Regions from separate parts of the Homo sapiens genome. Here all the other regions are linked to region 1. The links are chromatin loops, found by intact Hi-C in ENCODE. Cell type or tissue: GM12878. All regions are shown on one strand. Region 1 has its middle 30 kb from the start of CETN3. Region 2 overlaps ADGRV1 (adhesion G protein-coupled receptor V1). Region 3 overlaps ADGRV1 (adhesion G protein-coupled receptor V1).

The links. Peaks named below come from ENCODE experiments on the same cell type or tissue, not always from the same donor. Only the 100,000 strongest peaks of a DNase experiment are listed, where the experiment ranks them.
Region 2: a loop joins it to region 1, with 5 times the contacts of the local background. A loop is called at or near these places in 48 of 110 quality-filtered maps.
Region 3: a loop joins it to region 1, with 11 times the contacts of the local background. A loop is called at or near these places in 75 of 110 quality-filtered maps.

The regions. Positions count from the first base shown.
Region 1 is chr5:90,438,835-90,441,334 of GRCh38, reverse strand. No RefSeq gene overlaps it. Among named protein-coding and RNA genes, the nearest start is that of CETN3, 30 kb to the right of the region's middle. In GM12878, a CTCF peak has its summit at 1,468 (motif pointing left); a DNase peak (open chromatin) is centred at 1,454; H3K4me3 peaks cover 851 bases; H3K27ac peaks cover 483 bases.
Region 2 is chr5:90,603,463-90,605,962 of GRCh38, reverse strand. All of the region lies in intron 1 of ADGRV1 (adhesion G protein-coupled receptor V1), which reads right to left. Among named protein-coding and RNA genes, the nearest start is that of ADGRV1, 46 kb to the right of the region's middle. RefSeq lists a silencer at 628-826. In GM12878, a CTCF peak has its summit at 1,272 (motif pointing right); a DNase peak (open chromatin) is centred at 1,266.
Region 3 is chr5:90,782,355-90,784,854 of GRCh38, reverse strand. ADGRV1 (adhesion G protein-coupled receptor V1) reads right to left here. Exons shown (of 90, transcript NM_032119.4): 66 at 1,530-1,731; 67 at 798-1,017. Among named protein-coding and RNA genes, the nearest start is that of ADGRV1, 220 kb to the right of the region's middle. In GM12878, a CTCF peak has its summit at 953 (motif pointing right); a DNase peak (open chromatin) is centred at 1,014.

The DNA.
Region 1 (2,500 bases):
TTCCCAGTTCCATTCTGGAATTTTACCATTAATAATTCAATCACACCTTTACTTCTCCACTGATTTTACGAAATTAAGACACACACACACATACACACACATGTACAATGTCTGAGTTATAAAACAGTTGACAGAAAATTAAAGTTGTTATATTAATCGTTGACCTACTATAAGAATGAGAACCCAATTAGCAAATATTTATTGGTTCCCTTAAGTGAGCTCAGCACTGACAGCATTGGAGTGGAGGATGAGAATAACAAATGATGAAACTGATACTCAATTTTTTTGAGTGTCAGTAAACAAATGATAAAATTGATAATTGATACTCTTTAATACTCAAGTTTTTCCTAAGTCATGAGAATTCCCAACTCCCAAAGGACCCACCGTTTGTGGTGGTTCCCAGTTGGCTCATAGCTATATTCTCTCTATAGCCTATATATTCTTACTGTTTGCCTGCCCATTACTGCTGCTCAATTCTTGCCACTTCTCCAATTACACTCTTACTTCTCAGAACTTTCCCCTTCAACTGACTTTAAATGGAAGAGGGTTTCTAGAAAACGTCCTTAGGCAGATTTTTGTGAGGGCAAGGAAGACACATAGTTGCCTGTTTGGGAGGTTGAATAAATTATCTCTGACTTGGATCACTATTCTAAATGGGATGTGGTGCCACTCAATATTCTCAAATCTGGAAATGTGTCCCACTTTCTCCAGAGACTAGATTTGGAAATAAGAGAACACAGTACATCTTGCGAACTGTGAAAAGGTCAAAGTTTGCAAACTCAAATGCTTTGAAGACGAAAGCAGATAAGTAAAATGAGTAAAGCTAGCTGGATATAATATATCACATGGTATGGGAACCATAAAAACTTGGTAGTAATTCTGAGGTAGAAAATGCATTTTGGGTACAGTGACTATAGTTTTTCCATGCAGTGTGTAAAATCTTCTGTGGTAGAGAAAATCCATCAGAAGTGTTATCTGCTCTGCAAACCTTCCTTCCTTCTACCCTTGGCTGTGTTTTTTTATCCACAAACAGCAAAAATAAGTTTTAGAGAAAGTGAAATTAGATGAGAAAGGAAAAAAATTAGTGGAAAGAAATGAAGACAGATTCATGAGCCCTGGTTCACCTGTGTCTTCCTGTATGAAGTATCTTTACAGGCCTAAAATCTTGGAAGTTTGCGGGCTCCAAAGTGAAGCCATTCTTTTTCCACCTCGGTGACCCAGTGACTTTCTTTTTTTTTTTTTTTTTTTTTTTTGAGAGAGAGTCTCGCTCTGTCGCCCAGGCTGGAGTGCAGTGGCTGCGATCTTGGCTCACTGCAACCTCCGCGTCCCGGGTTCACGCCATTCTCCTTTTCTTTTTTAAGAATTGAGGAATTGCAATTTGGTAGCTGAGATAAGAGCTTTCAAGAAAACAAATGTTTTCTTTAAGAGCCATTTGTCTAGTTCATTCACAAAGAAACAAAGCTATTGCCATCTAGTGGTTTAACTCAAGAAATTCAGTAAAGCAAGTTTTTCCATGAAGTTTCACATTAATATTTTCGTGTGGCCCTGAATATAAAAACATTTGTTTGTAGAAAGCAATTCTTAATACACTTTTTCAAATTAAGGATTCAGACTTGGCCACTTAGCTCTTTCTTTTCAAGTTATATTCTCTATTAAGTAGGATTTGAATTAAAACACACAAAAACCTCATAATTGAAAAAAAATTAATGAAAGATGATGTTACACTGAAGAAATTGCCAGATATTAGACAGCCAAAACCAAATAATAAAATTAAATTAATGGTGAAATTAATAGTTCTAACAAAATTTTAAAGGGAACTTTATAAAATAAATAGGTATATGTTATATACAGTTATATAACAATGTTTTCTAAAATATAGTCTAAAACTACATACAGTCCCTTGCTTTTGTTAAATACACTATTATAGCAAAATTGGCTACAAAAGTATATTTTATTAAATATTAATTTATCATTGACTTTTATTATAAAATTTAAAATGTATTTCTATAACACTATCCAATCTAAAAACCTTTGACATTTATACTTATAAAAATTACATCTGGAAGTCCAGAAACATTTTATTTATAGGTAAACTCAGAAAATTCACAGGTATCATTTACTTTCTGCATGGGTATAAGTTTTTGCAGTACTAAGTAAAATGGAATCACTCTATTCTATAGAACGATTTTATTTCTAATAACGGCATGAGAGACAAGAGCTCCCATAGATGTCTGGACTCCATCTGACCATGAAAAATATTTTCCCAGGTTCTCCTTGGACATTTCAGATCACCATTAGCTCAAGTATTGTCAAGAGAAAACTATTTTTTTTTCAATTCCTGAGTATTCTGATACCACTTTTAAAGCAATTTTTTTCACTTTGGAGACTATAATAGCTTAAACGGAATTAAACAGAATAGAGTTTAATTCTCATCCTTGGTCTAGAGAGTACCATAGTGGAATATATCCAGCATGAGACAAACAAGATGCCAAGTCTTTTC
Region 2 (2,500 bases), 160 kb before region 1:
AAGTGCAAGTACTTTCTTTTTCTTTTTTTTTCATCATCCTTTTACTTGGCTGAAAAGTGCAAGTAATTTTTGTACAGTGAAACATATAATCCATAAGTTACAGCTTTATTTCCCGGTAGGATGTTAACCAGTTTTACATCTCACCCAGAAACCTTACCTTATCATTTCTTTATTAATTTTCTTGTAAATATTTTGTTCCAAAAATGCTTTTTGCACCAGTATTAACACTCTATTAGTTTCCTCACTAACTAATGGGTTGAATAAAATCTTGACATGTTCATTTTATATTTGTGTGAGAGTTACGCTTGTAAACTTTCAAAAAATGTACCTACACACAATAATTTTTTCCAGAAAAGTAACCATGATATCACAAATTGCCATGGTACATACTAAGACTGATTCTACAATGGCCATTTCCATGAACAATAATGCAGTACAGACAAATACTTCCAGGAAAAGTAACATTTTACATAACAGAAACAGGGCAAGTAAATATCTGATCTAATACACAAAGTTTTTTCTATTTTTTTATCTTTTTTTTTTTTTTTTAAGACGTAGTCTCGCTCTATCACCAGGCTGGAGTGCAGTGGCGCGATCTTGGCTCACTGCAACCTCCACCTCCCGGGTTCAAGCGATTCTCCTGCCTCAGCCTCCTGAGTAGCTGGGACTACAGGCACGTGCCACCACGCCCAGCTAATTTTTCTATTTTTATTAGAGACGAGGTTTCACCATGTTGGCCAGGATGGTCTCAATCTCTTGACCTCATGATCCGCCTGCCTCGGCCTCCCAGAGTGTTGGGGTTACATAAAGTCTTTTAACTCATGTAACTGAACTTCTGATTTCTATCTTCTTTCTAGAATATTTAAGCTTGACATTTTCCATGAGCTCATGTACTCCCGTTTGCATGAGTCATCAAAAAACAGATCACAAAAGCCATTCGAGCTGTTTATATTTGGACTACATATGCCCACCATGGAAACAGGAAGAACAGTGTAGAGAAGCTTTAATTCCAGAGCTCTGTGGAGCTCTAGAAGATTATGGGTTTCAATTGTGCTTTCTCTCTCCCACATTTGCAAAGCACAAAATGAAAATCTCACTAATCTAAATCCTTTGAGGCCAATTTAGAAGCAATAAAATAAGTCAAAGTTTGCTCATATAGGTTATAAATCTGAGTATGTGACAGTGTCTCTGTCAAGTAGTAAGATAACTCTTGTCTTTTAGGTCCTTTAAAAAATAAGGATCACATGTTTAACTAAGATTTCTTAAACCACCATTAGATGGCACCCGTCTGTCTAAAAAAAAAATCAACAGCAACAATTTCACATATTATGAAGCGGTCTTAAGGATCTAAGGATAGATTTTTGACCCCTGTAACTCTTCTCAAACAAACGTAATTTTGTAATCCTACATAGATCTTAAAAAGTCATGAAAAGCAGTTTTCTTGAAATTAAGATCTCACTGAAAACAACTTTAATTAGCTCTAGTCAAACAAAATTTTTTTTTTCTCCTGAAATTCAGTAGTATTATCTAATTTTTAAAAATTGTTTCTTTGGATACTTTCTGTGAGTTTCTTTCTCTTCATTGAAGACAGTCTGTTTTTATTGAAGAATCTAGGTGCTTATGCTTTCTAAATGAATTATTTGCACTCACTGCCAGTAAGAAAGAAAGCAAAAGAGGGAATTTAATGTTACAAACCCAGATGCCTAGAGATATGTGTTTTTTAGTCCAAACTGTGATTACAAAACAATACTAAAAGATCATTTTTGCCAAGATTTAAAATTTGTAGATTTCACATTTTAAAAAAATGGATGTCTAGATTATTTTGAAAAATTACCAGAATTGGCAAATCTGGGTCCACATTTCTCCATGGCATCCCTTGCCTGGAGCTAAGCAGTAGCTGCCAGTTAGACAGAGAATTTGCTCTCCTATACCCTCCTAATGTCTCCTCAGACTAGGGTCAAAGAGGAAAGTAAGAAATTTCTTATCTCCATGTCATTCAGAGGCGGAAAACCAGTTCACAAGGTGGTGAGCGTGCATGTGTGTGTACGTGCCTGCACACACGTGTGTGCAGGCACGTACACACACATGCACGCTCACCACCTTGTGGAATGCCTCCATGCAGTGTCCCAGGACTTTGATTTCATAGGACAATGGGAAGAATTCCTGGCAGTACCTCCATGGGCATCCTAACACAGATGCCATGAAACCTTTAGCTGGACACTGCAAGTGCCTCCTGGGGTGTTGGGCCCCAAGTCACCTCCAAAGCAGGAGGCAAGCATTGATTCCACTCAGCTTTGGGCTCCAATCTAGTCTCTGCCATCTTCCCAGCTGTAGAAGTTTAGACAAGTCACTTCCCTTCACATGGCCTTGAGTTTCCTCAATTGCTAAAGGGAAGCAAAATGAAAAGCTACAGCACTGAGGTAGTCATGAGGCCCAGGGGAGGGAATCCATCTCTGTGCACCATGAAGTGCCAGTTTCTAGGCTGTAGACCTTCAATCTC
Region 3 (2,500 bases), 340 kb before region 1:
AATTACCTTAGGCAGTATGGCCATTTTCACTATATTGATTCTTCCTATCCATGAGCATGGAATGTTCTTCCATTTGTTTGTGTCCTCTTTTATTTCATTGAGCAATGGACATCTTTAACCTGGCTTAGGAGGTTCCATGTGATCGAACATCTATTGGGCCCTCTGGTCTATCCTGTGCTGTTATCCCCTTAACTCCAGGCCCCGACCACATGAACCCCTCCATGCCTGAAACATGCCAGCTTATGCCTCTGCAGAAGCTATTGTTCCTTCTGCCCAAATGCTCACCCTTCTAACCTCTTTCTCCTAATGCATCTTTCAGCTGAAATATCACATCCTCACCAACAGCACTCGCAATTGTGTCTCCCAATTTTACAAGCAGAGCCCTTACTGTTATCAGATCAATTTATTTTTAGTTGTTTATTGCTCAGCTCTGCTTAATAAAATGAAAACTCTGTAAGAACGGAGATGAGGTCTATCTAGTTCCTCAGTATATTCTCAGTACCTAGAACAGTGTGTGACACACAGAAAGCACTCAACAAATACTTGTTGAATTAATGAATTTTATCAGAATCATTCACTTCATTTCTAACAAGCCCTCAAGGTTCCCTGAGGACAGATGTATGCCTTATACATTTTTATGTACTTAATCTGGCTCAAAAGCTGCTGTACACATACAAGATAATTAATAAATATTGATTGGCTGTGAATAAAGAAATATACTTGGGCAATGAGAAAACACACTACCATACTCAGTCTATCAAAAATTATATTTAAAGTCATGGGGAACATAAATCTACCTGAATCTCTCCCAAGAGTCCTCCAGTCCGCTCCAGCACCAGTGATAAAATCATTGTGGAATTGGGATTAGCAATAGAAATTTTGCTTTGATTGAGAAACCTTATAACTCCAAAGGGAGAGTCACTCTTAGCTATTATGATTCTGCTCACTAGGTGGCGCCCAAGGACCGCTCCTCCAGTAGCTCCAGTGAGTAGAATTTCAATGGGCTCCTCAAATTCACTGCATGGCAAGAAGGAGCAATTCTGTGAGTCTAAACATATTAAAGTGCTTGTAAAATCCCAATAACCAGTCATTTTCCAAATTGGTCATACATATTCAAGGCACAGTAGTCACACATCAAGTGGTAAGAAGTGGGTGCTTAGCTAAAAGAATGAATGATTAACATCAATATTACATGACCTAGGGCAGTTGTAGGGACTTTCTTGCCCTCTTTTTAATTGCTTAATGCATAAAGAAAGTGAATTAAAGAATGTTTCCACATTCTGATTAGATTATTTAAGTCTAGAGAAACAGAAAATATTATTTCCTTTATTTGAAATGAAGTGACATATGCAACCACATCGTCTCCTAGCCCCTCTTTCCCTACCCCTAGTACCCCAAAAGTATTTCACCTGTTGTTTTCCAATGGACACATATTATCTAAAGTTCTATTGTCAGTGCAAAACATATGTAAGAGTTTGAACACAATACTTATGTCTTATATGTGCCCACATTATTTTCTATATACCAACCTTTCATTGTCATCAATGATGGAGATATTTATAAAACTTAAGTTTTGCCCATGCTGAAAGGTGACTGTACTGCCATGCAAAATGTAATCAACACCTCCGGGACTGGCAGAGGAGCTCTGAGAGATGAAATCAGCTGTCACATAGCCATAAGTTCCATGTAGCCTCACCACTGGGATCATGATCAGCCCAACATCTTCCTCCACTGTAATGGGAACTTGGAATTAATTGGTAAGCCAGACAGAGCAACTAACTTATAAGATTCAGCCAAATTAAACCTGGCAATTAAACATAATGGCACAAAGTAAGCACTCTATGTTTTCATAGTTCTTTTATCATTTTAAAGGGGGATTAGTGAAAACCTCATGACATTTTTTAGGAGGAACATAGTTTATCAGATGTTGAAAGTTACAGAGAACAGTACAATTAGCATTTAAACAATGTATTTAATCAGTAGCATTGGCATTCTCCCTGTGTACTACATAAAAACAAATGATCCTTGCTTTCTAAGACAATGTTAGATGGATACAAAAAAACATTTAAGTTGTTTGTGCTCATAGGAAACCACTCTGGATTGCTTCCACACATTCAATTGAAATATAAATATGGTAATATAAATAAATGAGGTTTATGATATGTATATCATATGAATTTTTAAAAGTCCAGATACAAGTACAATTTGATTACATTTTCAGTTCCTATGAAATCTACTTGTGAATCTGAAAATGTGTCTTCAATGTTTGATTTCAACTTAAACATTATTTTCAAAAATATATTTCTTAAGCTATGCTAAATTCTGCATATTAAAATATAATTTAATAGGGCTCACATTAGCTATGGCTAAATAATACTCAATGTATATTATAAATATAAATATACACTGACCAAAATTCCCAAAGATAATGAATCTAACAGAAAACAATGAACTGAAAAAATTCCAAGTCTCATTTATTTCTTAATGCAAAAATGTAATA